Linked DNA regions of Homo sapiens: region 1 is linked to region 2. A link is a contact called in ENCODE Hi-C or POLR2A ChIA-PET data. All regions are on one chromosome and are shown on one strand. Each heading gives the region's core, a stretch centred on a gene start or an enhancer-like site at or near the end of the contact. The rest is flanking DNA. Distances are from core to core; before and after follow the strand shown.

Region 1 (2,999 bases), core at 386-2,885, 520 kb before region 2:
TTTACTGCCCTCCAGGGGTACACTGCAAGTGTCCTCTCCTTCCTACAGCCTCTGTCCCCACCACCACAAGAACTCTCTCCTCCAGTCCCTCAGCATTCATTTTCTCTCTTCTGTGGACCTATCCGACAGGCAGGGACCTCTCTTGATCTCATACCCAGCACACAACTTGGTACAGGGTTAATTGCTCAATACAGGTTTCTTATTGAACTGAACTGAGCTACCACATGATAGGAAGTACTGCGGTTACAGTCAAGGAAGAACTTTTTCCTCTAAGTAGAAGTCAGAAACCAGGGAAGCTGTAAGTCTTTTCCCCCTCACCTGATATAAAATCTCAACTCGGAGGAATGTTTCCACCAAAAGACAAAAGACTGAACCAGGAGACTTCTTCAAATCCAATTTATCTCATCTCTAGGGAAATGCTAGTTCCTCCCTCCCTACAGAACTCAAGATCCCAGTCTCCCAACTCACGCTCCTGGAAGTGTCTGGCCGTGGGTGGTGGTGTCCCAGCAGGAGGCCCTGGGCGAGGCGCTGGATCTGGCTGTCCCTGAAGCTCAAGGGGGTACGCTGGGGCTCTCAGAATGGAGGTAATGTCCTTGCGTCCCACCACTCGGCCCTCAGCTCCTTCCTCAGACAGCTCAATGCGGAAGCGGTCCTGGACATCATAGTGGCTGGGAATGGGTGCCACATGGCGAATCACACTGGTCCCAAGGTAGGAGAGAAGCCCATTGGGGTGAATGAGGCAGTAATCCAAGGAAATCTGGGCCTCCCCCCAGAAGTCTCTCCCTTAGGGGCACAGGCAGAGGATAGGGCAAATAGGTTAAAGGGGGCAAGGTCTCAGACCTCAGACAACAGGTGGCAGCGACCCCTGGCTTCCACAAGCCTCCCCACCCTCCCAGCTCACTCACATGTCAATGCAAGACTGGGGCTTCACATATCCCTCTGCGTCAAACACCGTGTATTTGGCAGGTGCTGTGCACAGGACTGGGGGATAGAGACACACACAGACAAGCCCTGCCATGTGGGTCATTTAAGTCCCCTCTGCCTTCTGCCCCGGAGGCTGGACATGACTTTCCCAGTCCACCAAAGCTGGACGTGCAACCCTACCCATCTGACTCCTCCAGCCAACACAACCCCCCAGTGTCCGGCCACCAGCCCCCACGAGGCGCCGATCCCTTTACCTCGGAAGCGAAGCGCAGTTCCTGTGGGGTTATAGAGGGTCAGCAGCTGTCGGGGTCCGCTCCGCTGGTCCGCCCTGAATACTAGATCCGGGGGAAAGACCAGGACCGGGACAACGGGTCCCAAGGGAGGAGGGGCGCCCCGGGACCCCCGCCCAGGGGGCCCCGGACCCACCAGCTCCTGGTCCTGGGGCGCCCCACGGCGCATGCAGGCTCTGGGCGGTCGGACATCCGAGGGCAGAGCTCAGGGGACAGGGCCTGGAGTCAGAGCTGGGGGGCGTGAGGGGCGAAAGGGGACAAGATGAGCTCCCGGAGCAGGGCCTCGACTGATGCCGCCGCCGCCTTGGAACCCCGCTAGATGGGGCTCCCGCAGACCCAGGCCCAGGGCCCCCAAGACCTTTCCTCTTCCAGCTCTGCCCCAGGTTCCTTCGGACCCGCCGAGCCCCACCTCGACGGCCACGCCCACCCCGCTAAACCCGGCCCCTCGCAGCTCCCAACCCGGCCTTCTCCTCACGCCCAGCTCACGATCTCCATAAGCCCCGCCCCGCCGCTGGCCTCGCCCCTTCCGGGCGTTCCCGGACGCCCGCCTCCTCTCTCCAGCCAGACTCCGCCCGCTGCAGCGGGCGCCTGCAGAGCGACCTGTGACGCCGCCTGCTTCCTGGGAGACCTGTGTTTGCGTCTCCGGCCCCTCCCTAAGCTCGGACACGGGCCCCATCGGGCTTCTGCCTCAAAACGGTCGCTCGCGTTAGGATGCCCACCTTGTGGTTAAAGCACCTGCCAGTCAGCTTGTGGTCAGATTAATGTTGCCATGTTCCAGAGAGTCCTTTTCTATACTTCCGCCGTACGGCCTCTGTCATTGGCTAGGACGTCTTTGTTTCTGCCGTAACTATACGCCGATTGGTGTGCTGAAAGACCAAACAACGCCCTCCTTCTGTCGTCTGCGATTGGCTGGATTCCGGTGACGTAACAGTTGTACTGGCTCGAACTCGAGCCCTGAAGTAACTCAGAGAACCGGGGGCGGGGTTTCGAACTGGGCTTTGTTCTTTCCTCCCTATTCTTGAGATGGTCCAAGTCAATCTCCCACCGGGAAGCCCTTTTCCTCCTCTTCATTCCAGGCTCTAGAAGCCTCTGCAGGAACCAAGCCTGTTTTCTTTGCTTTTTTTTTTTTTTTTTTGAGACGAAGTCTCGCTCTGTCACCCAGGCTGGAGTGCAATGGCACGATCTCGGCTCACTGCAACCACCGCCTCCAGGGTTCAAGCGATTCTCCTGTCTCAGCCTCCCGAGTAGCTGGGATTATAGGCGTGCGCCATCACGCCCGGGTAATTCTTTGTATTTTTAGTAGAGACGGGGTTTCACCATGTTGGTCAGGCTGGTCTCGAACTCCTGACCTCAGGCGATCCACTTGCCTCAGCCTCCCAAAGTCCTGTAATTACAGGCGTGAGCCACCGTGCCCGCCCTCTTTTTTGCTTTTTTAGAGACAGAGTCTCACTCTGTCGCCCAGGCTGGAGTGCAGTGGCGCTATCATTGCTCACTGCAGCCTCCAACTCCTGGGTTCAAGCGATTCTCCTGCCTCAGCCTCCCGAGTAGCTGGGATTACAGGCGTGCATCACCATGCCTGGCTTTTTGTAATTTTTTGTAGAGACGATCTCGCTATGTTCTGCAGGCTGTTCTCGAACTCCTGGGCCCAAGCGATCCTCCCACTTAAGCCTCCCAAAGTGCATGAGAGCCACTGTTCCTTCCCCAGGCTCAAAGTCTGTTTTCTATGGGTTGGAGGTTCCTCCCATCTGGGACTCCAGACTAAGTCTTGCCTCCTGTTTCTCACCT
Region 2 (3,162 bases), core at 30-2,529:
GCATCCCGCGTAGCTGGGACTACAGGCACGCACCACCATGCCAGACTAATTTTTGTATTTTTAGTAGAGGTGGGGTTTCACTATGTTTGCCAGGCTGGTCTTGAACTCCTGACCTCATGATCCACCCACCTCGGCCTCCCAAAGTGCTGGGATTAGAGGCATGAGTCACTGAGCCCGGCCTGACATAGTAATTCTTTAAACCATCCTTCCTCAATGTGAAGCTCCTGGTGTATTTTCACCAGCTTCTCTCCTCCCTCCTCAAATCCTGGCTCAGTTTAGAATAACTACTCCCTTCTATCCTGTCTCCTCTCATCCTTTGCTTTCTTTTGAGAAAGAACTCTGAACGTTTTCTTTTTCTGAGATCTCTCCAGCTACTCTTCACTTTTTCTCCCCTGTTCTTGGTCTCCTCTCCTGTTTCTTTCCAACCCTCTCCATCTTCCCCACCCTGTACATTTTTTTTTTAACTCCCACTCCTCTTCCCCACATCTATTCCACTCTCACACTGCTCCTCCTTGGTGTAATAATATTCCTTGTCAATGATAATCTTCTCTTCCACGGTGTGGGACAGCAGCTCAAAGGAGTTCATCACCTCGATATTTCGGCCCTCCTGCTTGCCAATCAGAGCCCCAATCACTGGGAAAGAGAATGACATGGAAAAGGTGAGGGTAAAGAAACTTCTATGACCTGAGGGTCTGAGATCAGTGGGAACCATGTATTGGGGAAACGATGATTTGGGGGAGGGGGAATTGGCTCCAGTAGAGGAAGGGGAAAAGACCACTGCCTGGGGGAGGTGAGCAAGGAGAAGAGACTGGAGTCTATGCCCAACACTCACCCTGCACAGGCCGCCCCTCCTGGGAGCGCATGCGGATCCAGTGGTCTGAGATGTTGAGAATGACAAGGGGATGGAGAGCGACGGAAACACTCCCAGTCACTCCGCAGGCCATCACGCTGGGGACTACTAAGGGTGGAGGGAAAGGAGAGAGGGTGAGAGTCCGGGCCCCACGTTCTTCCCTGGAGATGGCAGTGGGGGACGGCGGAGCCCGGGCCACACTTTCCTCCCGTAACTTATCCCAGGGAAAGATGTTGCTGCTCCGCCCTCCTCCCTTCTCCCGGGAGCACAGGGAGGCCTCAACGAACCCCTGAAGGAGGTCTCCGGAAGCCACCCCCGCACGGCCCGTTACCTGCTGCATCCACCTCCATCCCGCTGCTTCCTCCGGTCCCGTTCGTAGCTGCAGCCGCCGCCGCCGCCGCCGCCATTTTCCCCGCGCCCGCCAGCCTCGGCCCCGCCCCCTTCCTTCCCGGCTTCCGTAAGGCGAGCGGCGCATGTTCGGTGTCCCCGCGGCGTGCGGCGGGCCTGGCGTCCGGGGAGCAGGCAGTTCCCGGGTCGCGGCGGGCGGCACTCGGTGCGGGGACGCCCGACGCCCTCTGGGCCTCGGTGCCTAGCGGGTTTTCCCAGACCCTGTCCCCGCCTGTCGCCTGCGGGTGACCTTTGACAAATTAACGACTTGATCGTCCTCGTCTGTGAAATTGGGATAAGAACGCCTAGTTCTTAAGGCTGTTGCAGAAGGAATGACATGTCGTGTTATTTCCCTCACAATAAAATCCAAACAACTAACCACAACCTGCAAGGCCCTGCCTGATCTGGCCCCGGCCTGGCCTCTTCTAGCCCTTGATCTTCAGGCTTCAGCTGCACTGGCCCTCATGTCTGGTGGTGGTGGTGGTTTGTTTTGTTTTGTTTGAGACAGGGTCTCGCTCTGTCGCCCAGGCTGGAGTGCAGTGGCCTGATGTCAGCTCACTGCACCCTCAAACTCCTGGGCTCAAGTGATCCTCCCAGTTCAGCCTCCCGAGTAGCTGGGACTACAGGCGCACCCCACCGCACCCAGCTAATTTTATTATTTGTTTTTATTTTGATAGAGACGGGGGTCTCACTAGGTTGTCCAGGCTGGTCTCCAACTCCCGGGCAGAAGAGATCCTCCATCCTCAGCCTCCCAAAGCACTGGGATTACAGGCATGAGCCACCGCACCCAGCTCTCCGTGTGTTTTTCACATGCTTTAGTTTCCCATTCAAAAGCCTGTGGTTCCTTCTCTTGTTCATCATGGTATCCCCTGTGACCAACACGGTGCCTGACACATTGGAGCCTAGATACTTTTTGAGTGAATGAAGGAATAATTAGGGGTGGAATCTGGTGTTGAGTTAGTTGCTCCATCTTGTGAAAGTTGCAGATACCAGGACAAAATCACATTGTCAGGTCCAAACAAATTGGAGCCATGAGAACACCAAGGAGAAGGTCTCATGCTTGCATGTCTGAGATAGGAATTATCTCAAGGACTTTCGAAAATAACCCCACAAGGCCAGGCATGGTGGCTCACACCTGTAATACCAGCATTTTGGGAGACCGAGGCCAGACAATCACTTGAGGTCAGCAGTTTGAGACGAGCCTAGCCAACATGGTGAAACCCCATCTCTACTAAAAATACAAAAATTAGCCAGGCGTGGTGGCAGGCGCCTGTAATCCCAGCTACTCAGGAGCCTGAGGCAGGAGAATTGCTTGAACCCGGGAGGTGGAAGCTGCAGTGAGCTGCGATCGCGCCACTGCACTCCAGCCCGGGCAAGACAAAGTGAGACTCCATCTCAAAAAAAAAAAAAAAAGAAAGAAAGAAAGAAAGAAAGAAGATAACTCCACAAGGCCAGGCATGGTGACTCACGCCTGTAATCCTAGCACTTTGGGAGGCCAAGGTTGGAGGATCACTTGAACCCAGGAGTTTGAGACCAGCCTTGGCAACATGGTGACACCTTGTTTCAACAAAACATGGAAACAAAATTCGCTGGGTATGGTAGAGGCATGCCGAGGAAATTTATGCTTGGGAAGTGAGTCAAAACTCCCTTCCTTTTTGTTCCCAGATAGCTGTAATTCCACAACCCTGTGTCATAGCCTCATACATAAGCCAGGCTCCTACAATGGCAAAAGGCATATACCTCCCCAGATGGTCTTCCTCACAAATTGCTTGCCAGGAAATTCCTCATTAGCCTCTGAATCTTTCAGCATAAACATTCCCCCTATAAACCAGCCCTAATCCGAGTTCTGTGAAATCTCATACTGACAATGTTGATTACAAGCTTATCTTCCCAATTATAGAACAAGGAAGAGACCAGGAATCATC

The links. A loop is a pair of places that touch in the nucleus more often than their neighbours do. ChIA-PET counts read pairs that join two places held with the same protein, here RNA polymerase II (POLR2A). Pooled maps may share reads with other maps.
Region 1: a loop to region 2 is called in a map of B cell, with 5 times the contacts of the local background. The contact joins the promoter of MOSPD3 here to the promoter of COPS6 in region 2. A Hi-C loop is called at or near these places in 1 of 168 maps with a recorded cell type or tissue (B cell) and 6 of 50 pooled maps. POLR2A ChIA-PET finds 5 or more read pairs at or near these places in 1 of 52 experiments (A549).

What each region holds. Positions count from the first base shown.
Region 1 is chr7:100,611,176-100,614,174 of GRCh38, reverse strand. It overlaps MOSPD3 (motile sperm domain containing 3), which reads right to left and starts at 1,635. Exons shown (of 5, transcript NM_023948.5): 1 at 1,179-1,635; 2 at 906-981; 3 at 469-698. The coding sequence starts at 1,383. RefSeq lists a silencer at 1,593-1,652 and an enhancer at 1,773-2,042.
Region 2 is chr7:100,087,086-100,090,247 of GRCh38, reverse strand. It overlaps COPS6 (COP9 signalosome subunit 6), which reads right to left and starts at 1,279. Exons shown (of 10, transcript NM_006833.5): 1 at 1,182-1,279; 2 at 833-958; 3 at 502-633. The coding sequence starts at 1,257. RefSeq lists enhancers at 1-881, 388-1,079, 2,466-3,159 and a silencer at 1,230-1,419.